Linked DNA regions of Mus musculus: region 2 is linked to region 1. The links are chromatin loops, found by intact Hi-C in ENCODE. Cell type or tissue: left cerebral cortex. All regions are shown on one strand. Each heading gives the region's core, and the rest is flanking DNA. Links, peaks and the distances in the headings are about the cores only. Region 1 holds the start of A430010J10Rik (a long non-coding RNA gene). Region 2 overlaps Gng12 (guanine nucleotide binding protein (G protein), gamma 12).

Region 1 (15,035 bases), core at 5,805-10,804:
CTCCCTTGGTAATCAGAATGGTAAACAGAAATGTCAGGTAGAATTAAATGACAGCAATGAAGACATGCACAGATCACCTGGGGCGTGACGTGACATCCTGTGCTCACGACCATCGTGTGTTAGCTAATGTGGTGTTAGGCAGTGCTCTCACCCCCTTGGAGGAGACTAATCTCTCTACTTTTGTGTGTATGTGCCCTGGGATCAGAACCAGGTGTAGTGTATGCTAGGCAAGCACCTCTTAAAATGGGCTATACCTCTAACCCTCTTTGTGGTTTAATTCTGAAAGTTAATTGAAATAACCCATCTAAAGGGTTGGAAACATGGGCTAAATGCCAGGCTTGGTTTCTTACTCTTGTTTGTTTCTTTTCTATTTTTAAGATTCATTCAAAAGTCTTTAAATGGTGTGAATATGAATGAGTGTAAGTACCAGCAGAGGATGTCGGATCCTGGGCGGCTGGATTTATAGAAGTTCCGTGTTGTCCTATGTGGATGCTAGGAACCAAACTTGTGTCCTCCGCAGGCACAGCCAGTGTTCTTAACCTCCCAGGTCATCTCCTTAGCTCTCAGGCTGGGCTTTGAGGCTTTGGTTTCTCCCCTCAGAGAAATCTGCTGAGAAAGAAAACTCAATTTGACTTTTTTTTGTCTCAAGCCAGTGCACTAGGTGCTGGCTATACATATCTTATGAAATTTGAAAGGGCCCACAGTGGTGGTACAAAACACACTTTTAGGTAAACATCTGTGGTGTTGACATACCAAGGTACATGAGTCAAGTCTTACTGGTACCAGTCCCACAGTGCACACATTTGCTATTTTCACTAAAAGGTCTCTCATCTTCTCTTATAAACTTTATTATTTAAAAGGAACCTTGAAAATACAATCAAACAACACACATACACCAAAATGAAACAGCTCCAAGGCCTATATACCTCAATGAACTTCTTTTTATTTTATTTTAATTTTTTAAAGATTTATTTATTGATTTGTTATGTATGTGAGTACACTGTAGCTGTACAGATGGTTGTGAGACTGCATGTTGTTGGGAATTGCATTTTTAGGACCTCTGCTCGCTCCGGTCAACCCTGATCGCCCAGGCCCAAAGATTTATTTATTACTATACATAAGTACACTCTAGCTGACTTCAGAAGCACCAGAAGAGGGCATCAGATCTCATTATGGGTGGTTGTGAGCCACCATGTGGTTGCTGGGATTTGAACTCAGGATCTTTGGAAGAGCAGTCAGGACCTTTGGAAAGCAGTCAGTGCTCTTACCCACTGAGCCATTTCGCCAGCCCCTCAGTGAACTTCTATATAGTTAGAACAGCCATTCTGAAGCCATGGATGGAGCTTCACACTGGATTTTACACTTACACTATTGAATTCTGTGCACTCTTTCCTTTAAAAATGAAACAAAACAAAAATAAAGGCTTATACACTACGCCTGGATGCTTCTTAGAAACTATTACCGATTAGGTGAGCATAGCCATCCTGTGCTGGAGACATACACCTTTTGTCATTCTTGGAGTCTAGTTTGAAGAGAGATCAAGAACTGCTGGCTTGACCCTTGGAAAGGACAAGGAAAACAGCTGAGACCTCTTAGGTTTGTGCATCTCTGCAGGAAATTTGGATCGTCCAAGCAGGGAACATTCCAGGGTTCTTGGCAAAAGGCTTTTTCAGGACTAGTATGGAGAATGAAGACATTCCTCAGCCTCTCCTCCTCAGCCTTAAGAACAAAGAGTGCCTTTGGTGACACTCTGCCTGCTTCTCAGATCACTTCCTCTTCTTCCATCCCCTTCCACAGTGAATCATGTTACCAGGAGCACTGGGTTCCCAGGCTGAAAACCTGCATGTGCTTGCCTTTCTCTTTCCTCTCTTCTGTGTGCCTTCCCCAGCCTCTCAGGTCACTCAGATCATTCACAAAGTCTGGCTGAGTCTTCCCAAATGCTGGCTTGAGGTTCTTCTCAACTACTGATGACTGTTCAGCATCCTTTTCACCTTGACATTGGCAATGATTTATAACTCCACCAGACCGCCAGAACTTTTGACACTAAATAAAAAGGGAAAGTTGTGAAGCAAAGGCAGGAGGATTTCACCTTGGGGAGTTAATGCAAATAGGGAAAAAAAGTTGCCCCTGTAGGGTTGAGCAGGAACTGTGTAAAATGTTTACACAGACCGCTCCTTCATCAAGATGGCCTGAAACAAAGCATGTTGAAGCTTTCTTTTCCCCCATCCTTCTCCTTTTCCTCAGGAATCCTATGCTCAGGTAACTTCCTGCTTCATACACCAGCCCAAAAGACCTTTGCTCAGTGACTGGAGGAGGTTCCTTTTTTTTTTTTTTTTTTTTTTTTTTTTTTTATTTTCAAGACAGGGTTTCGTTGTGCTGCCCTGGCTGTCCTGGAACTCATTCTGTAGACCAGGCTGGCCTCGAACTCAGAAATCCACCTGCCTCTGCCTCCCAAGTGCTGGGTTTAAAAGCGTGCGCCACCACTGCCCGGAAAGTTTCCTCTTGAAAAGATCTTTTTAAAAATTATTTTCTATTTAAGAAATAAGAAAACAGGCTTGGAGAGGTTGGGTAACTTGCCAAATGTCACAAGTAAGTGATAAAGCGTTAATGCTATCACAGGTAATCTGACTTTTCAGGCCTCATGTTTTGTCAATCATACTAAAGTGGGAAGGACTAACAAGGCCCTTGCATAGTGGCAAACCCTGCTGCAGTAGGAGAGCCAGAGAAACACGGTGCTTAAGTTAATTAGGCATCATAGATATTCTGAAGCCCGGAGGAAGAACTGGTCAGCTGCGTTCATGACCTCTGCACATCTCGGTCTGGCTTTCAGCATAGTCTTCAATAACTAGGTGTAAATATTTCCATACAAACATTGAAAAATACTACATAATTGGGAAATGACCCAGTGGAAGGACCATTTCTACCAACTCTGCTCTGAACCTAAAATTGTTCCTTTAAGCTGCTACTAAAATGGTGCACAGTCTCTGGGTGGGAGGATTGGACCTTGAGCCCCTAGTGACAAGGATCTTTCTCCTTCTGAGGGGCTAGTAGAAAATCTCAGGCCACAGAAACAGTTGCCACAGAACATTCTGTGAGCTCTTCTCTCTGTTGGAAAGCAGCGGTCTGTCTCGCGGGTCTTGGCCATCATTTCCATAGGATCAGTGTGCATGTGGCTGATTCTGAAGCTCCTCTTCTCTCTTTCTTCTGTCCTTCCTCTCTCCTCCCATGTCCATCGTGTCATTATGGTTTTAATCTGAAATGTCCCCCATGGGCTCATGGTTAGAGCACTCAGATTCCAGCTTATGGTACAATTTTGAAGGCCATGGATCCTTTTCACTGGGGCCTTTGGAGGTTATACTCACTGCTGGCTCAGCCTGTGGTACTTTGTCAAGCCGAAGTGGGAAGCCTCTATCACATACTCCTGCTACAAGACTTCTTATCTATGGTGGACTAACACCTCTTTGAAAACCATGAGTCAAAACAAAACCTCCCCCTTTGAGGTTGTTTCCGTCAGATATTTTGTAAGACAATAAAAAATAAAAAGTAACTAATGCACATGTATTAAGCATTCACAGTACTGGAAGCACAATATGCACAATATAAAGTGAACTTGCTCCTTTGCAGACTTAGAGTTCCCATCAGGTGGGAAGAATAGGGACATCAGAGCGCAAGTGTGCCAATCGTGGTTCCAGCTCCAGGATGATAGCAGTAGCTGTGTGATCTGGATGAGTCAGTCAGCTGTCTTCTCTGTAACTTTCCCCTACATGTGCAGGATAAGGAAACACTAGAATTTACCTCATGGGGTTGTTGTACCATGACAGGAATATATAGCATTCATGTAGAATGGTGCCTGGCCCATGAAACACTAGAGGGAGTCATGGGTTGAGTGTCCCTTGTCTGAAATGTTTAAGTCCAGGAGTGTTTCAGATTTCATTCTTTTTAAATTTAGAAATCTTACTATATTTGTGTGTGTACACATATACTTCATACACATTCAAATAAAATATATATACAAATTTAAATTATATATATAGATACACACACACACACACATATATATATATACATATATGCACTATGTGGTGATGGGATGGAACAAAAACTGAAAATACCTTTTATTTATGCCTCATGTATACCTTATACAACACCTTGAATGTACTTGCATTGCATTGAGACTGTCACATAGGGTCAGATGTGAAATTTCCACTAATTGCATCCTGTTGGGATTTCAGACATTTCTGACTTTAGGCTCTCGGATTGTGGGTCTAATCTGCACTGTTACTTGCACAGAGTGGCTTCAGTCCTGGAAGCTGTGTTCTGTCACTTATATCCCCAAGGTAAATTGCCCTGTGTGTTAGGTAGCTAGGCCCAGCATAGCCCTCTCAGCTAGTGAAGTGAGCATCCCTGACTACAGTGGTTTGGTTTTACATGGAAACAGTCATTTCTGTCACTTTTCTTTGCCTGAAGTGACTTCTTTTTTTTTTCCAAAAAGGGGGTAATTCAGGATCTAAATCCCATAAGGCTGAGTGCTAGGCTGGCAGCGAGCCAGGGAAAGCAGGTGTAGCAGTGAACCAGGGAGCACGGGTGTAGCAGTGAGCCAGGGAGAGTAGGTGTAGCAGTGAGCCAGGGAGAGTGGGTGTAGCAGTGAGCCAGGGAGAGTGGGTGTAGCAGTGAGCCAGGGAGAGTGGGTGTAGCAGTGAGCCAGGGAGAGCGGGTGTAGCAGTGTTCAGGTTTCCAGTTCCCACCTCAGATCTCCACTGAGCTTTGTCAACTTTAGAACCCAATGTGATGTGTACAAGTATGTGCATGAGTGTCTACTAACGCACATGCATGCATATGTGCATGTGCCTACATGTGTACAGTATGTACATGCAAATATGTATGCATACACATATACATGTAAATACATGACTGTATGAATACACATGTGTGTTTGAAGGTATGGGTATGAGTGCAGTTATATAAGCAAGTGGATGTACACACACACACATATATGTATGTATATATGTGCTGTTGTGGGCATGTGCATGCACATATGTGAAGATATGCATGACTGTGTGTTAATTTGCTTTGGTGGGTGCACGTGTGTGTATGCCTGTGTGCATGTGTGTGTGTACATGTGTGGGGGGGAAGTATGTATGTTCACAAGTGTTTACTAATGAATTCAAGTGTGGTCATGTGTGTATATGCACGAGTAGGTATGTTTTGTTTACACATGTTCATATGTGTCTGTGCGTCTGTTTGTAAGTATACCAAGCACACACTTGTGTGGTCATGTGCATGTATGTCTGTGAATATGCATTTTATGCAAGTATTGTTTTGTATGTATATGTGGATGGTGCTTGAGGTGTCCTGGGGTAGAGTAGAAAAGGACCTTGGATCAGTACTATCCATGAGTACGCAGATGCCTAAACTTATTGTTCGACTGGTATTTCAATGTCTATTTGTCAGGCCCTTTCTTTTAAATATGCTGCTAGGAATAATTATTCCTCTCTTGAGGACTTTCAATTGTAAAGTTGAGCTATTGCATGTGTGTTTGGCGTAGGTCAACAAAGTGGCCCTGTCTGGTTCTGCTGCCTAAGCAACGCCGCCTGTATGGTCATTTAATTAAAGCTCTCCCAACGCCACTGAGAGCTGCACTGTACTGCTTGATGTTGCTTTCATATTCATAGTAACAGAGGACTCAGAGTCGGCACGCCACGAACATGTGGGCAAAAAGATTATGCAGGTCCTGCTGACTCCAGGCTCTGATACAAGTGTTTCCACAGACAGTGGGTGCTGCAAGGTGATGTTGAGAGTCACGCTGTTACTCAGGGATAAGTAGGGCTCAAGTGCCTTACCCAATCAAACCTGGAACAGAATGTTACTGAGTAAGCAGGACAGGCCAGTGCACGTTCTGATTCCAGAGGCACCACTTACTGTGTGTCTCAGATAAGCGTCTTAGCTCCTCTGTGCATCTCTCTTCCTGTTTGTTTTTTGAGAAGGAACTTCATGTAGCCTATGTATCCTTGAATTCCCGATCTGACTTCTATCTCCCAAGTGCTGGGATTACAGGCACTTGTAAAACTCCTGCCTTTGTGTTTGAAAATGCCCTCAATCTCTTACCTTTAAACCCAATGCAGAGAGCACCGACTCTGCATCCTTAACTCCCACAGCAGTGACATTTAATTCAGCTCAAACAACTTGGCCATAAACCCAGTCCTAAGTGGACAGTAAGTTTCTCTATTCTCTTTGTTTTACTTAATGTGATTTTTTTTTTTTTAGTTTTTTTTATTCCACTTTATTTCTTTGTATTTCTCCAAAACAGTGATATCTCTCTCTGTCTCTCTCCCTCCCTCTTCCCCCTTAATGTGATTTTTTTTTTTTTTGAAGATAGTGGTTATAGACTATAGCTCCAGATCCTACTAGAAAAGATACTCAACTAACCCCCTGCTCTGCAGGAACTCCTGGCCGTGCCCAAGATGGCTCTGTTTCCCTTTGAACACTGTGCAAAATACAGACAGCAAGGGTGAACTTGAAGATCCAATTATCAAAAAAAAAAAAAAAAAAAAAAAAAATCATGTTCCGACTTGGCCTTGCCATCTCACTAGGGCAGAGTGTTCATTTTTAAAATAATGATAAAATTAAACAACAACAAACAAACAAATAAACAAAAAAACCAACAAAATGCAACATACAATAGAGCCCACTTTGGAACCAGAAGGATGAATGTGGGAATTTGCTAGGAAAACAAGAAGGGACCCAGTCAGGACTAAGTAATGGATTACCTCTGTGAGAGTCTCATCTCCAGCTTCTTTGTCCACTCATTTATTATCTCAGCAAACACAAGCAGGCCTTATCCTGGTCTGGGGAGTGTGACTCGTGTCCAAGAAGTGCACATTCTAGTGAGCAGACATATCTGTGAGAAAGTTGTGCACAGGGCGCATGTTTTCTCCTGGGTCCTAGCTTCTTACCAGCGTCCAGATATTGTCTGAGCTTAAGGCACAGAATGAGAAATCCCCTGGCTAAAGGCATTTCCTTCCCACTTTCATTTTAAGATTCCACTCTTAAAGAAATCTACTGGAAGACTGGGTGCGGTGGTGTACAACTATAACCCTAACACTCAGAAAGCTGATGCAGGAGGATTAGAATTCTGGGCTAGACTCAGCTACCTAGAGAGACCCCCTCTATACCCCCAACCCCAAAGAAAGTGAGCTATTATTGATGAGCATACTACTTATTTTTTTCTTGTTACTTACAGGAGGGAGGGCTTATAACTTGGCTCACAGCCAGGAAGACATGGTGGCAGGAGCCTGAGGCAGCTGGCTCACCATGTCTGGATTCAGGAAGCAGAGAGTACGGGAACTTGGCTCAGTTACTCCTTTTTACTCAGTCTAGGGTCCCAGTCCCTGGAATGGTGCTGCCCACGTGTAGGGTGAGTCCTTTCACACCTAATGCCTGATCTCCAAACTTATTGTAAATCTTCTCATGTTGACAGTTAAGACCAACCATCACAATGAGCAAGGGGGAAAAAAAAAGAAAGTTGTGAACCAGAAAAACCTGCCCACTCCCTTTTCTGTAAAAGCTGGGGATACTCCCATGACATTACCTGAGACTCCTGTGTGGCACTTGAAAACCTGAAGGTTTTACTTTTACTTTTTTCTATTATCTTGTATCGCCTTGTGATGTATTTTCAATGCCCTGTTCCTTATCTGCCTTAGCAAATTCAAGCACTGTTGTCTGCACCCATGTTGGAGAGGAGATTATTGTCTCCCTTTTTGAAATAAAACTATAAGAAAAGACCATCTTTGCTGGGCTTTGCGCTCATAAATAGGTCAGCTAACTAGGAGAATCGTAAAGCCCTTCTCTTTTAAGTGGACTTCAGTTACCTTTGCAGGCAGTTGGGTCAGGAGGGAGGCCAGCTGCTGTAACAGTGTTTCCAGCACCATGCTCCCCCAACACGGGGCTTTGTGGGAGTCTATGGGCTTTCTCCAATACCATTTAGCATGACCCTACTGTGACCCTGCAGAGGCCAGGTTAGTGTTGCCACTCTTATGCTACAGATAAAGGGGAAATATTCTGGGAAGTAAAATGACAAGCTCAAGTGGCAGAAGTTAGTTTCCAACAGGGTCTAATGGCACGGACATGCTAATTACTTAACAATGGCAGAAGATGAGACAATGGTTCTTGCTAATCCACATATGACATAGCATGAACATTGGGGTAGGGGAAGGGAGAAGAGTCTAATTCTCTCTTTCCTCCTTTCTTTTCTGTTCTCTTTCCCTCTCTTCCTCCTTCCTTCTAGTCCATTTGAAAAAGAGACGAGAAGGGAAGAAGAATTTATCAGATTAATAAGCAGATAATCACAAATTAGCAGTCAAGTGTTATGGAAGTTGAAATGATGCCGCAGATTTGAAGCAGTGTGTCAGAAACATAATAACCAAGGCTGATCTATAGACAAATGTTTAAAAACAAAACAAAACAAAATCAAGACGTTTCTTAAATTACAAGTTAGGACGGGGGATAAAGTGTAGCGGTTGTCTACTATACACAAAGCCCTAGATTTCATCAGCCCCAACAGCCCCGCCCACACCGACACAGAGATCAGACAATTGCTCACATTTATTGCCGGCAGAGACGATTTAGACATTTGCCACATGGGGGCGCTTGATACCATCAGGTCATGAAGGAGAGCTTCCTGCTAGACCAAGTTGCTGAATGGCTCCTCCTCACCCTATTCACTCTATGTCACAACAAGGGCTCAGAGGAATACACAGCTCCACCCCGGAAGACCTAAAAGTACAGCAAACAACGTAGTGAACCCCTTGTGTCAGCTGTCCAGCTTCAACAAGCACCAGCCGCACTGGGTCACCTTTCCTCTTAATGTCTCACTGCTATATTCCCTCTTCTCATTATTGCAGTTAATCTCAGACGTAGACACATGAAGGTCAATGTTTTGGTATGTTTATGACAGTTTGAGAGAAAAAAAAAATGATTACTAGTCAGTCCCGCCACTGTTAAGACGCCCGACTGAATGGGGTGGATAAGCAAGAACATTTTGTAAAGGACTATGATTTCATGCATTGTTATTCTGCCCTCCAAGAAGATACGAATATCGTTATTTAGTTCAAAGGTGAGCGTTGGGGAAGAGTATCTGTGCCGAAGATGGGCTGGGGACTCAGCATCACGTCACACCAAGGATGTGTTTTCCGTGTTCTAGTAGAGTGCTTTCTGCTACCTATACCTAACAGCACTCTGCCATGGCTGGAAGCTACCAAGACCTTCCAATGTCTGCCCTTTTCTTCCTGTGTCCCATGTACTCACCCAATTTCCCAGGCACTAGGTTAATCCCTTCAGATTACTCCCTTCTCAGATGGAGGAAGAGTTTCCATACTCAGGATTCCTGGGGAGAATTAAGCTCCTTATTTAAAAGGTTGTTTTCTCCCATTGCAAGCCATTAGAAAATGTTATCCAGCAACCTTGACGAACTTGTAAATCAACTGATAATAGGTGGGTTGTTGTGACAGTGTACATCATAGTCCTGGCATCCAGGAAGCAATGGCAGAAGGATCTCAAGTTTGAGGTCAGCCTATACAGTGACCTAAATAGCGAGACTTGTTTTGTTTTGTGTGTGGAGGGATGGCTCAGTGGTTAGGGGCACTTGCTGCTTTTACAGAGACCTGAGTTGAATTCCCAGCATCTGTGTGGGGCAGCTCATAACTTCTAGTAACTCCAGCTCTAGGGAATCTAACACCTTCTACCCTCTGCAGCCAACAACACACATGTAGCACATGTAAATAAGAAATATCTTTACGTGTATATACATATATATATATGTGCATATATATATATATATGGTATATGTATATGGTATATGTATGTATATATAGTGGTTGGGATAAGTTTTTGTTTAAAAACTAGGCAATTGTATTTAAATGTGTTCTTAAGTAGATGACTTTGAGTTTGTCTGTGACAATAAGGGATTAAATGAATCCTTGGTGACTTGGGGGAAATGGTTTAACATTATGAGAGAAGGAAATTGGCCAGCCATGAAAACTTAAAAGCATGATAGACTTCAAGGACTGGCCTTATATCAGTCTTCTGGTGAGAAGGACACTTGGCCAGCAGACCTGAATGATGAAGTCCTTTGGCAAGGCAATCCCTGTAACGGTTGAGAACTCCATTGACAACTAAGCTGGGGAACACATTTCATTTAACACTTGTTCACCAAGTCTCCTTTGAATAATTTGGCTTTGTAGGAATGGACTTTTCAACAGGGCGAGAACACGTTGGTCTGGCCAGTATGAACTTTTAGCAGTGTCGAAGCTGATTCTCTCACCACAAACAAATCAGCTGGCTTTCGGGTCATACCTTGGCTTCTGTGTTCCCTTGCCCTGGAGGAGATATTGGTCTCTCTTAGAGGATTCGCTTTCTCCCTGACAGCTTTTGTCCAGTCTGTCATCCAATGAACACACAACCTGTGCTCTTGGTTTGTCTGGTTGCCTGAGGGACGAGTTTTAGGCAGAGAAAACCAACAGAGACATATCTACTCTTGAGAATGAGAACAGAATGCAGAGGTCCTGAGATCTCAGAGAGATTTAGTCTCTGGACACGATGCTCCTAGGCCACTGCACAGGAAACTGAAGATCTCCATGCCTTAAAGGAAGAGTTGGGATTCTTGTACTCCCACCAACGCGCCCCCCCCCCTCAAACCAGTTGGTTCAATTTGGCTAGCGAGCTATCTTATTCTCACTGACAGGAGACCAGGCAGTTCTCAGAAGAACTGTGTCATGTTACCTCCTTCTGTTACATCTTTTAGTGGCTCTTACCTACAGTATCAAGTTCCCTTAACAGAAAAACTGAAAAGCTGATTGCTTCTCCAGCTCAAACATTAGACCTCTGTGTGGCTACAAGGCACACTACTATTGAAGGTGTAAAACGAAAATTGCCACACTGTTTGGGCTTGATGACATACATCTGTAATCTCGACACTTCAGAGTAGAGGCAGGAGGATCAGAAGTTTAAATACAAAAAGAAGAGACCAGGGAACCTGATAGATCCCTGGAAACTTCTAGGTAAAGAGTTGTTTGAGCAAGGCCAATAAGGAAATCTAGGAACAGGTGAGGCAGAGGTAGCCAGAGTCGCTCTCCACAGAGAGCCTGGTTTACCTGCTAGGTGAAAGTCATTGGTTTGATGTGTATCACAATGTTTGAGCACTTGGTCCCCAGCAGGTCCCCAGCAGGTTCTGGGAAGTTCTGGGACAAATTAATATGGGGCCTAACCATTGAACATAGGCGCTTGACAATTATAGTCTGCCCTGCTTCTGGTTTTTTGGTTTTTTTTTTTTTTTCTGTTTCCTGTTGTTACAATCCCTCCACCCAGGACATATCTGTCCCAGCCACTGTTCCTCTTTGCTATGATAGACTGAGCCTCTGACACCATTGGCAAAGCAAATCTTTCTTCTCTTAAGTTGTTTCTGTCAAATATTTTCTCACAGCAACTAGAGAAGTAGCTAACCCATCCACCATGGCCTAGTACAAGTGTTCTGTGCTAGATGGGCTGGCCTTAGTCCTATAGACAGGAGCCATAGAGATTCCTACTCCAATTCCAAGCTATTGTGAAGTTAATCCTCTAGAAACTCAAAGCTTAGAAAGAAGGAAAAAGCAATGGTAGATATCTTCTAGGAGATGAAGTGGAGGGATCCAACTGTTGAAATGGTCTTGACCATTGCAGGGCTCCAACACCAAGCATAGCACTTGGCATGCTGTTAGGGAGTAGATTACTTTCTGTGGCTGAATTGGAAGCAAGAAGTGGGTGGAATGGAGACTTGGATTCAGCTTATGCCAATAACCAGTGAGCTAGAATGACCTATTGAGTTTAGCAAATGTACTGTAATCACATAAATTTGTCTTGGTTTTTACTGCTGTTAAGCACATTATTAAATGTCTCAATGATCCCGAGAATTCTCCTGGCAACAAATGCCCTCTACCTGAGAGGTGCAATTGGAAGCTTAGACTCGTGGTTGTGGCTCCTAGCACTCTTCACCAAAGCACAGTAAATGGATCTCATGTGCCAGGTTGATCCAAGCTGTGTTCTTCTCCTGATGACTGTCTCCCTTGACCAGTGGCCAGGTACCATTGCTTCTAGTCCCAACTGATGAAGGAAAATTCACAGTCAAAGGCACAGCCTTAGCTGATGCTCTTTTTTTTTTTAAATTTATTATTAAGAAAAACATTTATGAGGTTAAGAGTATAGCTCAGGGGCTGGAGAGATGGCTCAGCGGTTAAGAGCACCGACTGCTCTTCCAAAGGTTCTGAGTTCAAATCTCAGCAACCACATGGTGACTCACAACCATCCGTAACAAGATCTGACTCCCTCTTCTGGAGTGTCTGAAGACAGCTGCAGTGTACTTACATAGAATAAATAAATAAATGAATCTTTAAAAAAAAATAGCTCGGGGGCTGGTGAGATGGCTCAGCGGGTAAGAGCACTGACTGCTCTTCCAAAGGCCCTGAGTTCAAATCCCAGCAACCACATGGTGGCTCACAACCATCTGCAATGATATCCGATGCTCCGATGCCCTCTTCTGGTGTGTCTGAAGACAGCTACAGTGTACCTACATATAACAATAAATAAATCTTTAAAAAAAAAAAAAATAGCTCAGAGATAGAGTGTTTGGCCAGGGCGTGGGGGTGGGGTGAAAGAAAAAAAAAACTTCCATCCTTTTAGCCTAAGAAAATGTTCATCGCAGAAAATAACAGAAAATGCACAAAAGTGATTAGGGGATAAAAGCTACCTATAATCCTAATAACCATATAACGATAAACAGTCAATGTTTGTATTGGGGCGTGTTTCTTCTTGCTGGATTGAATTTAGGGCCTAATGTATGCCAGCTAAGTGCTACCATTGTGATGAGCTATACATACAGCCTGGTATACTTCTTAAAGACTCTTTAACGCAAACACACACACACACACACACTTTACACTGTTAAATATGAGGCTATATAGTATATTTCATTTGGCACATCACTGTGGCCTGGTCCCATATTACAATCTCCAGATTTTCACTTCAAATTTCTCCCTAGCCTATGCCATCCTCTGAAGGCATACTTTCCCTGTATCGTTCTCCTGTTCATTATCCTCAGAGGTTTCCTACCCTGACTTCCTACACATAAATTCCAAGTCATTTTAGACATTATTCAAGGCCATTCAGCTTGATTCTCCATTGCTCCTTTCATTACTTTCCTACATGTAGCAGATGATGCAGCAAAAACCTGGTATCTCTCCAGTCCCTTGCTGCTGTTTCCAGCCTCTGTACTAAGTGTTCCCTTGCATCTGGAAGGTTGTCCCTTCTGCATTCCTAGCTGTTGGAATCCCAGGCCACTTCCTAAGCTTCACTTAGTGATGATCTTTTTTAGAAAATTTGTCTTCATCCCAAGGCTCCCAGTGAATGCACTACAAACTGAGCCAAGTTTTTTCTTGATAGGAAAAAAAAATATTATCACTCTTGGCAAATCCTTACAACATACAGATGTGTGTGTGTGTGTGTGTGTGTGTGTGTGTGTGTGTGCCTATCAGAATCAACATACTTACACATACAGTATGATAGGTTGTATAAAGAAAGATTAATTAGAGGGCACACTTAACAATTTCACATATCACTTCCACTATTATTTCTATCACTTATTAAAAAATTGTATATGTCTACAGAAGTGTGTACTTTTTGTATACATATGTATATTTACAACAACAACAACAATAAGGGTTTTATATTGTATTTCCTGAAGATTGTCACTTCTAAGGAAATCTCATAGCACCTGTGAATCCTGGGTGCCTATAGCGTTTGGTTAGGGATACATATGGAAAGGCGCCTGAGTCTCATCTTTGCATTAATCTGGTTAGTAGGGCTCCTTGTTTTTCTGCAATTAAGTTGATAAATAGCTTTTAATAAATTCACAGAGCTGGTTTCATGGAGACCATGAAACTTGACTGGGTGGATTTCAATGATGTGCAAGTTGTGAGTTGGGTTTAGTGGTACAATTAGACTCTCCAGGTTATCTCTTCTTGAAAGTGATAGCATTTAAGGCCCCTTTCATAGCTGAAGAGTTGGATTTGAGTCAGCCCTGTAGAAATGTACAATATGTCAAAGCCACAAATAGGGCAAGGACAGGAGTTTCCTATGGATTGTCTTCCCCAAGAGAAGTTTCCAGTTCTCATAAAATTCTTCTTTTAAGTTGCCTTTTTAATAAAAATTTTGTAAATTTAATGTGTATGAGTGTTTATACATATGGTATACCTGGTGCACTCAGAGGCCAGAAGAGGGCATTGCATCTCTTGGAACTGTAGTTACAGCTGTAAGCCATCACGTGACTCCTCTACAACAAGTGCTTTTAACCACTGAGCCACCACATCTACACAGTATCTATCTTGCTGTGTATCCCAGGTGGGCCATGAGCTTATAGTCATCCTGCCTCCTGATGGCTGGTCTGGGGTTACAAGTGCAGCTAACATACCCAGACCATGGGCTGACTTGTTTTAGGGTAATCAGGATATGACTGTGCAGGTCCAGCCTTGCCCAGAGATTAGGTTGCCAAAGTGTTTGGCTGACCTTCCTCCGTTGTTAAACCAGTAAGCTCCAAGTCACACAGAGAAGAATCCATGGTAGGTTCCTGTGACACCCAGACTCTCTCAGAGCTGTCCATGTGTGATGAAGCTTTCTGAACCCTGGGCTTTATCCACTCAACTTTCTCTTTTCACGGTAGTCTCTCCCTAGATCCCATCCACCCCTGTGGCTTTAAAACCACCTCTCCACAGTACAACCATCCATTTCAGAGACCCATGCATCTGACCCTGATTTGTCACCACAATCTGCATCAATGCATTATAAAGTCTACCTGTTTAAAATGAGGAAATCAGCAGCTCTTTACTATCTTTTTTTTTTTTTTTTTAAACTAGAGAGGTATTATCATCAATGCCTCCTCTTTCTTGCAGCCCTGGCTCTTTAGCCTACAATGATGTAACAACTACCAAGTTCTGCCAGTTCAGCAACGTTTT
Region 2 (15,035 bases), core at 5,431-10,430, 200 kb after region 1:
ATAGATAGATAGATAGATAGATAGATAGATAGATGGATGGATGGATGGATGGAAAAAAAGGGAGAAAAAGATGGCCAAGATGGAGGCAAAAGCAGCTGAAGGAAATACAGGGAAAAAGACAGAGAAGGTTTGAGCCACTCCTGTGTGGTTTCAAGTTGCCCATACCAGGAACACTACAGCCAGGGGTTCACCCACAAGGCTCTCCAGGAAGAATGAGTAGCCTTTGGTGCCTCTGGGGATTATAAATGAATAGAGAACATGCTCCAGGGTGGAACACTGCATTTTCCCGATTAACCACACTGGCTTCACATCCCCTTCCCTGCTGCTGCTTGCAGACTCCTGTGTTTTGGCTCAGGCACCATAGAAGTTGCTTTATAGTCAGTTCTTCCCTCTTCAACTAGGTGTAGACTCCTGGAGGGCAGACACGCTTCTTTCTGTCCTTTGTTCCTCTCTGCTACGCCTATCAGTGTAATCCACCCAGCACTCACTCAATAAACTCTTGATGATGGGTTAATGCTGAGAATTTTACACATCAGTAGGTGATGGCTTTATATCATTAGCCCCCAACTAATAAATCAGCAGGAGTTCAAAAGTTGATTTCAAAGAAGGTCCTTATGGGGCATATTTCTCCATGGAAACAGCTGGGGTTTAGGTTTCCAGGGCCACTCAGTTCTCAGAGTGCCCTTACATATTCATCTGCTGGCTTACTGAGCACCATCATCTATCTCAGGTCTCCCATCAAACTGGCAGTACTCAAATAACTAAATCATGATATCAAAAGGAGTACAGATGTAATCACCTGTGATCCTAGTCCCTGGGAACCACTTCTTAGAAGGCTGTGTACAATACAGAGCAAAGGGCTTATTTTATTCTCCAGACTACAGAATATATTTATGTCTTTAAATCTACCTTAATAATCATTTGTTAACAGCAACATTAACTTCTGCAGAATTCTCATCTTAGTGGTTCTATTTTCTTAGTGTGTATGCATGCAGGAAGAGCCAAGCTCAAAGCCCTAGAACCCAAGTAAAAGTAAGGAGCAGTAGCATGGTCTGTGATCCCAGTGTTCTATGCTTGGCTGAGAAGAGAACCCTGGAACCTCCTGGCTCAGCTAGTCTGTGTACCAACAAGTGAGCGGCAAAGGCCATCTCAGAAGGTAGAAGGTGAGGACCAACTCACCCGCACATGTGTGCTATGTAAGTGTACACTCACATTCATACACATGAATGAACTCATCCACGCACACAGTTGGAGGAAGTCTACATACTTTCTCACTGGACAAAAAGCTTTCAGTGGCTCAGAACCCATGTTCTGCGAGAAGTACATCTTCCCTCAGCATTAAGAGAGATGCCAGGTCAATTAGAGATGCATGACAAACACAACCTCATCAAGTGTGGACAGAATATTCATTGAGAAGCAGGAGCTAGTCCTGTTGTAGCATATCTCATATAATTTCACAGTTGACAAGCGACTGAGGCACCATTTTCCCAGTAATAATCTTAGTCCACCACACAAAACCCCTCCACTTGTCTAGGCTACAATGTGAGCTATCTGCCATCATTTCCAGAAACTCATTATGTGCTAGAAGCTGTTAGACACCAAATGACATCATTCATCCCCATGACCTTAGAAGGATCCCAGAGAGACAAAGGCAGCTGGAATTAGATGTCCAGCACGGCTTCCAGCAGCATTCCCTGAGAAGTGGGGGATGGAGCCCAGAGCTTCTCTGCTTCCTGCAGTCCTAGCACTGCACTGGCTTCACTGTCCTACAGAACTCTGTTCCTGTGACCTTCTTCCCTACTTAGCTCTAGGAAAGCAAGAACACCTTCTTCATTTGTCACAATCAGTACTCGAAATGGTCCTGGAGACACAGTGGCCATAAGGGAAGCTCTTGTTGTTTAGTAGTTCTGATTCATGCTCTACAGTGAGCAGATGATCTAGTGGCCACTAGAGTTATTACGTCAACAGAAAGTACTAGGCAGGCCAGCTAGATCAGAGGCCAGAGCCACAGCAGCTCTCCCCCCAGCCCCTCGGATTTGTGACTTGGTGCTCTGCAGCTGTATTTCTGCCTGTCCCTGTCTTCTGTACTAGACTATACTTCAGGAAATGCTTGGTCAGTGATGGATGAAGGCTCTCTGCAGAGGTCTCTAGTAAACAAAGCATTGGCCTGAGACAAGGGACAAGGAGCTACATTCAGAAATGCCCTGACTCCCTTGAACAGTTCCTACCTGGTCTGTTGCAAAGCTTGTTAATGCAAGAATGCCTACACTCATAGAGGCCAGCACTAAGTAACAGTGTATGTAAGCACACTGCCAAGATTTAAGTCTGCTAAACTCAGGACAAGTGCTGTCACTCTGGTGGGAATCCTTGTACTCAGGTCTCCTTTGTGCAGTTCACTTTACTATCACAGAGACCTTGCTGTCCCTGCCTGGACCTGGAGAGGTATGATCTGTTTGCCTGCTCTCAGTATCTCCTCCCCCCATCTCTTCACCATTGTCTCTGTTCACATTCTTAAAAGGACTGTGTGTGGCCTCTTGGCACAACTCAGGGCCCTATGTGTCTATCTCTGATTACCTGGGCTTCTTCTGACCACCCATCCACCAGCCTCCCACAGAGAGAGTACTAGTTGCACCTTTGCTCACCATTTTAGCCCAACTGCAGAATCAACCTATTGCTACGATCTCCAGTTCAGGGAATAGCACCGATGTGTGGGCAAATGCCCCGACTCCACCCCACTTTTCCTGCACCCCTCTGCTACCTCCAGGCTCCTCTCTCTACATCTTCTCTGCAGTCTTCTCATTTACTTCTTGCTACTAGAGTGATCTTTCTGAAAAGAAAATGTCTCTCCCCACGTTTCCACAGTTTAGACATCACTTTTTCCAGAAAGCCTTGCTGACCACTCTATCTGTATTTCCTGCAGGGAAACAGGGCACATGCCCCAATTCTCTGGATTTCTACGGTGGTGTGGTCTCTTGAGTAATCTTGATTGTTACTCCCCCTCCCCGGTCTGCTGTCCTCGTAAGTTCCCTCTTCATGTGACTACAATAAGTCTAGACTGGGGTAGATCACATAAGTGTCAGAGATAAGTTCAGGAAGGATGTGTGTCCTAATTCTCTCCAGGGAAACACGAGGAGAAATTGACTCGTGGGCTTCAAGAGGTAACCTCATCTTAAAGGAGAGGTATGTCAACAAGCAGTTCTTTTCTGTGTTGGCACTGGTCGGAAAGGTTGCAGCCTTTCTGTGAAGCATAAGAAGGTTGGTGGTCTATCTTACCCCGAATCTGAGTGAAGAGCCCACCTCCACTGTTCAGTCTTATATGAAATGTGACTTTACCCTGAAGGCCAGCCTTCTTTAGGCTCACTCTATCTGCTAATGTTCAATATAGGAAGAAAATATAAAAGCCCCATGATCCATCCTAGGAGCAAACCCTGTCAGCCTACCCTGACATATTCCATCACACTGAGCACACTGTTGTGCAAAGGGTACACTCAGAATGTTTGCTAAATGAATAATCTAATTTGCCTCTGATGAGTCAAGGGCGCTTAGGAGTTTTATAATGTTCTAGGACTTTAACAATGAATAGCAGTCTTCAACTAGCTGTGCTAAATATATCCTGGTCCTAGGCCCTCACTAGAAAAAAGTTTCTGTTTGTTTACAGGAGAGGCTCTATACTGCGATGATGAAGCTTTAAATAGAACAAGTAGAGCTGAGCACTGTACAATGAAGCAGAAGTTGGATGTGCACTGCCTGCTAGTCCTGTTTGCACCATGGTCTGGTACTATGACAAACCCACTGACCTCAATGGGCTTAAAGGCTAAGGGCTGAGGACAATGAAAAGCAACTTCAAAACAGCGTGGAGATAGGGCTGCAGGGATGGTTCAGAGCTAAGACTGTTTGCTGCTCTTCTAGGAGACTGGAGTTCTGGTCCCACTCGGTATCCATACCAGACAGCTCACAAATGCCTGAACTCCAGCTCCAGGACAGCTGAGGCTCTCTTCTGACCCTTGTGGATACCTTTACACATGTGCTTGTGCATACACACACACACACACACACACACACACACACACACACCAGTGTGGCAGATGCTTTCTAAGAAGCTGGAGGACATAGTATGGGTCATAAGGTCAGATGTGTACTGAGAAAGCTTGCCACAGGATCATCTGCATTGCACCAGAACATAAAAGGACAGTTCACCCAAAGAGAGGCAAGCAAAGTAATAGTAAAGAGGGTGTACTTGACAAGAAGCCCGTCCTGGCTGTGTGGGGAACGTAAGTGACACGCCTGAACTGTGGTGAGATGCAGGTCTGCTGTGGGGCAGACAGGAGTCCCCACAGCCATTCACTAGAGAGCAGCAGGAGCTTCTTAAGCTGGAACAGGTCAACAACAAAAGATGCACGGCCTCAATGCCTGGCTGCTGCGTAAAGGTGATGGCTTTGGACAGCTCCAGTTTTCCGATGGAAAAGCAGGGGCAAGTGAGTTAGGGGTAACGTGGTAGAATACAGTAGTTTTAAATTTTCCTTTTTGTCTGAAAAACTCTTGTTGGAATGGAGGATGGAAGGCCGATACTTTTAAAGAGGCTCCTGCTGAACTTCGTATGTATACATGTGTGACATGAGGCCTTCCTTCCTCTTCAGCCACCCTTTCCCATGGGGATGGATCTGGTCCCAGCACAGCTGCTGACTCCTGTATGACGCAGCTCAAGTGGCCATGCCTCTTTTACTCTGCTCACAGGCCTCATCAAGTGGTCAGACCTGTAATCTCTGAGACCAAACAGATTGTAGGAGTAGTCTGCCCCTTTTAACAATTCTCTGGACCAGAGTTTTTTAGGCGGTGTATCTTGTATGGGTTTTGATCTGCCTCAGACACAGATAGCTGGACAGGGCCTGGGCAGCCCAGTTTAGACAGGAAATAGGCTCTTTCCTCCATAAAACATTATGATCTTCCTAAGTGTGTCCTTTTGAGAGACAGGCACTCTTGTTGCAGATAGAAAGGAAAACATCCAGAGAAGTCCAGCTCTCATCTGGCCTCCCAATCTCTTCCTTCCGTTCCCATGGCTCCTAGCTCTCTGACTACAGGACAAAGAGCCCGATTCTACCTGTGCACTGGATAGATAAATAATGGCCCGTGTAGCTAGAAGGCAATGATCAGTATGGCTGATGAGTCAATGAGAAAGGGAATGCGGTCCACCTCGGCTGTTTCCATGGAGACATTCCTCCACACCTTCCCCACTACTTCCTCTGACTGATTCTGGTCAGTGGAAAATGTCCTTGTATTTAGAGAGAAAGGTTCCAAAAGAAAGCTTGTGCTTTTCTTGAGAGGGTAGCGTCAGGGGTCCCAAGACACTGAAGGAATGCTGAGATCTGAGAGACATTTGAGAGCTGTTTGCTGAAAGCAAGCATGCTACGAGGAGCAAGTGGCTACAGAAACAAGCCTGGTGCGCTGATCCAAGAGTCTGATGAGGTTTTTACTCCAACTTCCCTTAGACTACCTAATATGGCAGCATAGTAGAAAGAAAACCAGTGAGTCTGGAGAATGATAAGCTGAGCCCTGCTCCCTCCTCAGGCCACGGCAGCACCAAGCCCCGGCCTTGGTGATCTGGGCAATGACTCTTAATGAACCCTCCCCAGGCATTGGGCTGGTATCAGGAGTGTGGAGCATGCTCACACCCGGCTGGAAAGTGCTTTGTGCATGTGACAGTAGACACAGATGGTGCAATACAGAGGGCTAGACTGTTACTACGGCAACCTCCAGCCATGGCTTTCTGAGGCTACACAGACTATTCAGGACACTACTATGCAAGAAGAAACAAGTCCAGGAAATATCTATGTCAGAAATTAAATAAAATAAAATGAGCCAAGATTCTCCCAAGGATGCTGTTCCCTGATGTTCTACTTGAAAGACATGCAATTTCTAGCAAAAACTGAAGAGTGGAGACTACCACAGGGAATGGCATTTGTGGCCCAGAATTCTAAAGGCAGCAGGCAGAAGTACAATTTTGGGTGGAAGGGGTAGTAGACCTGTATGGTTTCTTCTTGTCTGCATTGATGAATTATAGGTCCTTAACTATGCTGGTCATAAACATTTACCAAGTATTTACTGCATATAAAATACAATGTAGCAAACTTTTTTTTAAAGAGATGTTCTTGTTTTAAAAAAAACTCTTTTTATTTATTTATTTGTTTGTTTGTTTATTTGTTTATTTATTTATTATATGTAAGTACACTTTAGCTGTCTTCAGACACTCCAGAAGAGGGCGCCAGATCTCCTTATAGATGGTTGTGAGCCACCATGTGGTTGCTGGGATTTGAACTCTGGACCTTCAGAAGAGCAGTTGGGTGCTCTTACCCACTAAGCCATCTCACCAGCCCGGCAAACTTTTTAAAAAAGTACTTTGGAATTAACTGCGGATTTCTGTTCTGAACCATTCCTTCCTGACCCTGCCAAGACCACCCTGTGCCTGGGTTTCCTAATCTTAAAATGATGATAGTGATAGAACATATATTTGAGTTGTTAGGAACATTGCAGTTTAAGTCTTAGAATCACAGTTGACTTGCAGGAAGTATAGGACCTATTACAATCTTTCTATGCCTCTGTTTCATTATCTGTAAAATGAACATGATAATTATATCCACATCAAAGGGATGTTTTGTGAGCACTAGGCAGAAAAAATTCATGTGCAGCAATCAGCATATTACCTTCTAAATATTAAGTTTACAATAAGTACTAGTAGGTTTTATTCATAGATTTTAAAAGAAATCAGACACCCAGACACAAACAATAGCTCATGCAAAAAAAAAAAAAAAAAAAAAAAAAAATCCTGTCCTTGAATGGTTTTACCAAAGACATTAACCTTCCTTCACTCCGAGTTCCAATTATCTACAAAATACTGCTGGGTGCTAATTATGCTCCAGAGTGACCCCCCCCCCCCCAAGTATCTGTGATATCTATTCTGACACTTTAGATTGCCCTTTGTCCTCTGTTGGGATGGCACCACATTACTATCTGAGGGGCTATTTGAAAAGCTGGCTTTGTGAAACAAGAACAAGGCAAGAAGAAGCCTTTGGACCCTGGCACTTGGCAGGTAATAGAACAGCTCTGTTTTACCGCATGTGGCTCCAGGAGAAACCCATATTACTGCTGAACTGTGTACAGTTCCTGTTATCACCTGGCAAAGACCTGACCACAGGACTTACATTTGCTGCCAAGAGACCTGTGAGGTTCCCCTGTATTAGCACAAGTAGAATCTTGGACTCTAAATCACATTTATCTGGAAAGTCCACATATGCAAATGCTTGAAGAAACTCCCTGCCTCTCTTCAAGGCAAGCCAGCCACCTCATCCAGAGACAACCAGCTTCTAAAGAGAATTACACAGGCTTGCACACTGTGCAAAAAAAACTTTCTCTATTAGTTGACCATTGATGACACCTAGTGGCTGGTCAAGAGGCCAGCATGTGGCTCCTTCTCTCATTCAAGACGCAGAGAAATGTAACAACATGCCTAAAGTGAAAAACAACTGCAGGAAATGTAGAAAACTTAGATCTCCTGGCAGTAAGCAAGCGCATGCATTCGCAGTGTTATAAAATAGCATGCTAGCTTGCGTGTACCAAGGACTTGTTCATTAAATGGCTTGCCTGGTAAGCTTGAGAACCTGAGATGCCCCCAGCAACCACACATAAATAACTGTGTTCTGTGATACACAGTTGTAATCCTAAAGCTGGGAGATGGAGACAGACAGGCTGACCCCTGAGGCTCACTGGACAGCCAGGTTAGCTTAGTTGGCAAGTTCCAGGCCAGTCATCTGAGAATTATCACTCAACGCTGTACTGTGGCCTCCACACCCAAACCCACTTGCACATTTACCCATACATAGAGATGACTCTGCTGCCAGACACTACCAGGAGCCTGCTGTACACTTGCTTACCATGGAAAAGGCCTACATTGGAGAGTGGCTATCATTAGTCTTGCTTTAAAATTGACAGAATGTGGTTTGAGGTAATAAACCTTGTGCCTTTTTAGGTTATTGGGCTAGATACTAACATACTTTTAATGATTTTCCCCTATTTTTTCCAAAGCGTGTGTTTACTACTGATTGTTCATTTTGTGTGAGGCCTTCACATTACATTAGCTCATACAATCCTAGGAGTCAGAAGGCAGCTTTCAAATGAGGTATTTATGAGAAGGGTTGGAAGAGAGAAAGAATATTCTAATCTTACCCAGGATTTGTGTATATTTGATTTAGCTTCATAGCAGAGGGGAAAAATATACTAGAGTCCTAAGACTCTCATGATAGGAAATGGAAAAATGAACCTCCAAGTGGTTCGAAGATAAGGTGCTGTCTGGGGGAATGCAGCCAGCGCTCAGTGCTTAAGAATACTTCTTTGGAGAAACTCTGGAACCTGAAAAGCCAGACAACATGGCCTCTTGGTTTTATTAATGATTTCAAATGAGTAAAACACTCAACCAACTCACCTGACTACATCAGAGATTAGGCAACTCTCCACTATGCTACCTTCACACCATCTCCCTCATCTACATACACAGCACGTGCTTTCCTTGGTAGGACAAGCAGGAAAACTCTACAGTAATGCCATAAATAAAAAAGCACAGGGTCCAGTCAGGACCAGCAGCCACTGCCCCTTCCTTTATCTGGACAGGAGAGTGGACAAGACCGAAGAGGAAGTTTCTGGTTGCTTTGGAGGCTAAGTTGTGTCACCTGCTGCTTTTCTGGAAGCTGTCTTGTGAGAGGATGTTTTGCTGAGGCAGACACAGGAGAGGCTGTTTTGTTGAGAACACACATGTGGTGTTTTTCTGGAAGCTGTCTTGTGAGAGGGCATGTGGTGTTCTGCTGGAGCAGATGTTTGAGAGGGTGCCTGCTGCTTAGAAAGAATATAAATACAACCCTACCGAGAGAGGATGCTCTCGCACTGGTTCTCTGCAGTGCTTCGCTGGTCTTTGCTGCTGCTCTTGCATTAGTATGCCTTGCACTTTGCTGGTCTCTGCTGATCTTTGTGTGTTGTGACTTTGCAGAGAGAAACACACCACAGAACTTCTCATGGTATTCCGGCTGGTTCTTGCCGCTTCCATGGACTCATGCCGATGGTCAGAGCCTCTCCGTCTCTTCTGGATTGAGCCACTGCTACTGATTTGTGTTTAGTGTTTTGGACGGGACTGATGATATCCTGACAACGAAGATTAGAATTGCCCCAAGGAACTACTTCTAAACAGGTCCACAAATGCTGTTTCCCATTAGCCTTTCTTTTTCCCTACCTCTTTCTGGTTTGTGGGCTGGAAGAGAAGTTGAAATGTTTAAGAACCTTTACAAAAGTAGGTTTTGCACAATCTAAGTTCAATAAGACCTGTAACTCTTGTAAGACTGACCCCTCCAACCAGGGCCTCCACATGGCACAAGAGAAGACCATGGTAAAGAAAGCTGTGCTCTGTCAGTCTGCTCTGTGTGGAAGCTCACACGTAACATCCAGTTCTAAGAGACGAAAGCATCTCCGTAACTCTGCCTGCCATTCCTACCCAAACCCAAGTCCCTGATGTAGGAACTGCTGCAGTCACAGGATTCCTACATTCCTGGCTAGCCGGGAAGCCAGTCTCTGACTTATCTAACTTGACCTATGTACTATAAACATCTTTAGAAAGGACACTGCTACGTTATCTGGCTCATAGAGGCTGCTATGCCCAAAGAATTGAAAAGAAAGTGAGGAATTCCAGAGCCAGAGATGCTTATAAAGTCATCTCGGTTCATTCCTACCCGATATGGGAATTCTCTCGAACTATTATTTTAAAGGGCCAGAGGTCTACAGCTCATTTGTTAAGCGTGCTTCTCCAGCGTGTACAAAGCTCCAGGTCCTGCAATCCTAGCACCTAAGAAGCAGGAACAGAGGGACCAGAAGTTCAAGGTCACCCTTTGTGGTTAGCCTGGGTTCCATAGCTCTGTTTCAACACATGTGTACAGGATTTTTTTGTATACACCTATATATGTATATAGTTAGCTTATACATCTCTCCATTTAGTAGAATATAGTGATAGAGAAGCAAAGACCACAGATCACTCTGATTGTGTGTGTGTGTGTGTGTGTGTGTGTGTGTGACACACAGCCTTATTCTTGCCTTGCTGCAGCCCAAACCTAGGGCCTTATGCATACCAGGCAAGCATTTTACAAAGCTCTGTCTCCAACTCTTTGCTTTTATCTTAGCAAAACCCTGTCTCAAAAATTACAATTCCTTCTAATCTTTCCTGTGTCACTTCAGCAAAAGCATCTCTATGTGGGATTCTTTGTAATACAACTTTTATGAACAACCCACTGTGGTGCTTCTTTGAGGCACAAGTCTCCTTATGCTGCTCAATTAAAGTGGTCCTTTCTCCTTGACTCTTGAGGAGCAGGACCACACAGTCACCACTGACACGAGCACAAGTGCCTTTTACTTAGTCAAATCCTTCCAACTTCAACATCTTACTGTACTTACTTTAATCCCAATCTCCTTCTAAAGGATGGAAGAAAGACAGATACCCAAGCAGGCAGACACACAAATACATAGACATGTATTTCCTATTACTAAGGGCTTCTCTTATATAACTATATTATAGTTAGTCAACTCAGGAAATGAGGGTAGGTCTAACCAACATCCTTATTCAGATTTTGGCAACTGTCCTACAAATGTCTATTATAGTAATTAAGAAAATCTAAACGTATACACTATTTTCAGTGTTCTCTCTCTCTCTCTCTCTCTCTCTCTCTCTCTCTCTCTCTCTCTCTCTCTCTCTCGACAGGATTTCTCTGTATAGCCCTGGATGTCCTGGAGCTCACTTTGTAGACCAGGCTGGCCTCGAACTCAGAAATCCGCCTGCCTCTGCCTCCCAAGTGCTAGGATTAAAGGCGTGCGCCACCATGCCCGGCTTAACACAAATATCTTAGTTGATATTTTATTGCTGAGAAGAGATACCATGACCAAGGCAACATACAAAGTAAAGCATTTAACCTGGGGCTACTTATAGTTTCAGAGAGTTACTTCATTATTAAGAAGGGAAGTGTGGCAACAGCAGACAGGCAAAGTGATAGAGCAGTGGCTCTGAGTTCACATGTGATCTGCATGCTGCAGGCAGAGAGAGAGAGAGAGAGAGAGGGGGAGAGAGAGAGAGGGAGAGAGAGAGAGGGAGAGAGAGAGAGGAGAAGTCAGGGATGGAGGGAGGGAGGGAGGATCAGGTGGAGGAGAAGAAAGGGAGGCTTTTGAACCTCAAAGCCCAGCTCCAGTGATACATCTCCAACAAGGTCTTATCTCCTGATCTAACCCTTCCTGAATAGTCTACCAACTGGGAAACAAATATTCAAATACATAAGACTATAGGAGCCCTTCTCATTCAAGCTGTCACAGAAAGGGTATCTCCTGAGTCCTTCTTTGTATTTGACAATTTGGGTATTTGTTAAGAGTAGAATGTTCCACAATTTGAAACTGCTAGCTTCCTCTTTCTTATAAGGCACAAGTATGTAACTTTGGCAGTGGTACTACAGACACAATTATGCATCACTTTAAAGGACAGGCGAAACGATATTTGGATAAACATTTCCTTGTAAAATTCTGGGAGTATGTTATAATTTTTCTATAATTCTAAATTGAATCCCTGTTAAATACTTATCTACTGGCTTTTCTCTAACAATATCTTTCCTTAACAAATTAAAGGTTGTTGAATATTTTGTTATTGTTAGTACTTATTTTAAGATTTTTAGCTTAGACTGGCCTTGAACTTACTAGGTTATTTTATCCTACTAAGTTTTAAAAATATTTTCTATCTGCACGCAGCAAGGAATTCTGTCTTAGCCTTCCTAGCCCTGAATATTGACATGATATTCTGTCCTTAACTCCCTATGTAGACCAGACTGGCCTCAAACTCGCAGACATCTGCCTGCCTCTGCCTCCCAAGTGCTGGAACTACAGGCGTGTGCTACCATGCCTGGAGCACTGCTGTTTTAATGGCCTTTTAACTTAAAGTATGACTATAAAAAGTCCTGTCCTCTCATGACCCCGAACACATCTGTTTGTTCTCTTGTTCAGTTAGTCAGTTCATATTTACTGAGTGTCTACTCTGAACAAGTGTTCTAGGAATTGGATAAAGTGCTTCAATAAGGACACAAAAGAACTAATACAGAACAGGGTGGACAGTATGAAATACACAGGTGAGAATTTCTGAATATATGGGAGGAGTACTCTAAACCAGCAAGGAAAAGCCTGGTTCTTCAAGAAAGGCAAATAAGCAGGTAAGGCTGGAACTGGGAGCCCAGAGGCAAGAGGGTGGGGCCTCCGAGGCATGGCCAGTTTCATCTTACATCACAACAGGCCTTTGTATCCACGCATGCTACAACTGTGGATTTAATTAACTGTATAGCAAAAATATTCCGGGGGAGAGGGTAGGAAGTCATGTTTGTATTGCACATGTACAGGATTGGGGGGGGGTGTCACTATTCCCTCAACAACACAGCATAACAGCATTTATATAGGACTTGCATTGTATCTGACAGTAAAAGCAATCTACACAGGAGAGGGCCAGGTGTGTTGACACACATCTATAACCCTAGTATTTGGGAAGTCAAAGCATGAGCATTTTGAGGTCAAGCCAATTTGAGATATATATCAAGACTTGTCTCAAAAGTCAATAATGTACATATATGTACATTATTATGCAGGCACATACCATTTTATACAAAGCACTGCAGTATTAATGGCAGATTCCTAATGGTGGCTTTACTAGTGGGGACAGACATCTAAAAAGAGAGAAAGATACTGATGGCTGTGTGGACATGTGCATGTGCTCCTTCCATGACAGGAGTGGCAAGGAAGGTCAGGGTGAAGATGGGTGTTGAAAACGGAGATCAGCCAGTTCTAGGGACCCATCTAGTTCACCAGAAATTCTAGCTTCCCAGGACCCACTGTCACCTCTAGATGTCCTTAGAGGAAGAAGATGAAAGAAAAGAGAGGGGTTCCCTAAGAATTTGTCTTGGGTGAAACACAGCCCATCAACTTGTTCTGGATGAAGCCTGTTGGGGTCTCTAGAAGCCTGAGGCAAAAAAAAAAAAAAAAGTTGATGATACTCTCATCTTTTGCCTATATAAAAGCGAAATACTAAAGACAAAATATTTAAGAACTTCCTCAATAGTTATTAATGCCTCTGCCAAGTGTTTTAAAAGCTAACAATAACTTACAACATGTCCATTTTCTTTTAAGGAAAAACAGTCACAGAGAAGCACCTGCCCCGACATATGAATACTACAAGATCTCAGCAGTGCATGTATGTCCTCAGGCGCTGATGTGCACCCAAGGTTCTGGAGAGAGGAGGTTATGGAAAAAGCAAACACTAAAGCTATCACTAAACAGCACCACTGTGTCTGTCACTTGGGGGATGGAAGTACTGCAGTCGAACAAGGATAATGGGTGAGACTTTTCCTACAGATGCTCTCCATTTATAAAGCACACAATCAACGCTGAACAACTGGGCCATGGCACTGTCCCATCTCTTTAAATGATGAGATTACAGGCCTCTGCAACACTGGCTTATTTTGAATTCTTCTTTGAATACACAGAAAGTAGAGCTGTGGTAAGATTACTCCTTAATTTAATTGTAACTAGAATCTGCCCTCCCCCTCCCCCTCGGCATTTGCTAGTAGTAATACCAACAACTTAAAGTAAACTGATTTTGTTTTCAAGACTCTAGATATATGTATTCAGTTCACAGTTGAAAGTTCCTGTTTTCTGATTGATCACCTTTTTATCCTTGACAAATTCTTTTTAATGTTTGTTTTATTTTTTAAATTGTTCGTGAGTGCAGATACCTGCTAAGGCCAAAGGTTGGATCCCTTGGAGCTATAGTTCCCGGCAGGTATGGGCCACCTGGTATGGACAGTAGGAACTGAACTAAGGTCCCATGAAGAGCAGTGTATGCTCCTAATCACTGAGCCATCTTTACAGCCTCCTTGGTAAAGTCTTAAAGAGGGAGACGATGCACAACACTAGTGATAATTTGATGTGAACCACAGCAGTGGTAGGTTGTCCTAACTGTTCACTATTGTACTGGCTGGTTTTATGTGTCAACTTGACACAAACTGGAGTTATCAAAGGGAAAGGAACTTCAGTTGGGGAAATGCCTCCACGAGATCCAGCTGTAAGGCATTTTCTCAATTAGTGATCAAGTGGAGAGGGCCCCTTGTGGGTGGGACCATCTCTAGGCTGGTAGTCTTGGGTTCTATAAGAAATCAGGCTGAGTAAGCCAGGAGAGGCAAGCCAGTAAGTAACATCCCTCCATGGCCTCTGCATCAGCTCCTGTTTCCTTACCTGCTTGAGTTCCAGTCCTGACATTCTTTGGTGATCAACAGCAATGTGGAAAGTGTAAGCTGAATAAACCCTTTCCTCCCCAACTGCTTCTTGGTCATGTTTGTGCAGGAATAGAAACCTTGGCTAAGACAACTGTGTACTTAACAAATATGAAATGTCAATTTAATGGCGTCGTAACCATTTCACTCTTTACCACTATAAACGGGTGTCCAATTCTAAGCTTCTAATAATACTCTCAAGGCATGCAGAAGGAACATTCTATGCTTGGGATGGTCTGTGACAGTCATTCTCTAGTCCTCCTCCAGGGGGCGAGGAGAGCCAGTGTTGTACTGGAAAAGTCACCCTCACATTGATTTTCCCAAAGGGTTTTCCCCCCATCCCTTTTCTGCTTAGTACATCTCACTCAGACTGATGAGCAAAGTGCTTTAGCTCTTTTATGCAGAGAGAGGCAAGAGACACTTAAGGCCGAGAGAGATCGAGTACACGTCAGCACGTATCTGTACAGTCTTGCAGGCTGGATGGTTCTCCTAAGGCTTGGGTCACGGCTTCCAAGGCTCCTTTCTAAGGCCTCCTCGGTAGAGCTTTTGGTCAACCACAGATGCACGGGAGGCCTGAGAGTGAAGGCCTCCCTTCATGGGGTAGTGGTGGGACTTCATCATATCATACAAGTGCTTGGTGGCCACGAGTGACTCTGGCAGCAG

The links. Peaks named below come from ENCODE experiments on the same cell type or tissue, not always from the same donor. Only the 100,000 strongest peaks of a DNase experiment are listed, where the experiment ranks them.
Region 2: it touches region 1 in a loop (6-fold over the local background); 41 of 42 quality-filtered maps call a loop at or near these places.

The regions. Positions count from the first base shown.
Region 1 is chr6:67,152,569-67,167,603 of GRCm38, reverse strand. It overlaps A430010J10Rik (a long non-coding RNA gene), which reads right to left and starts at 9,803. Exons shown (of 3, transcript XR_001785271.1): 1 at 9,304-9,803; 2 at 6,768-8,772; 3 at 2,496-3,760. In left cerebral cortex, for the core only: a CTCF peak has its summit at 8,632 (motif pointing right); a DNase peak (open chromatin) is centred at 8,633.
Region 2 is chr6:66,955,064-66,970,098 of GRCm38, reverse strand. The region is part of intron 3 of Gng12 (guanine nucleotide binding protein (G protein), gamma 12); the gene reads right to left. Among named protein-coding and RNA genes, the nearest start is that of 4930597O21Rik, 38 kb to the right of the region's middle. In left cerebral cortex, for the core only: CTCF peaks have their summits at 6,249 (motif pointing right) and 7,438 (motif pointing left); DNase peaks (open chromatin) are centred at 5,699, 7,414 and 8,815.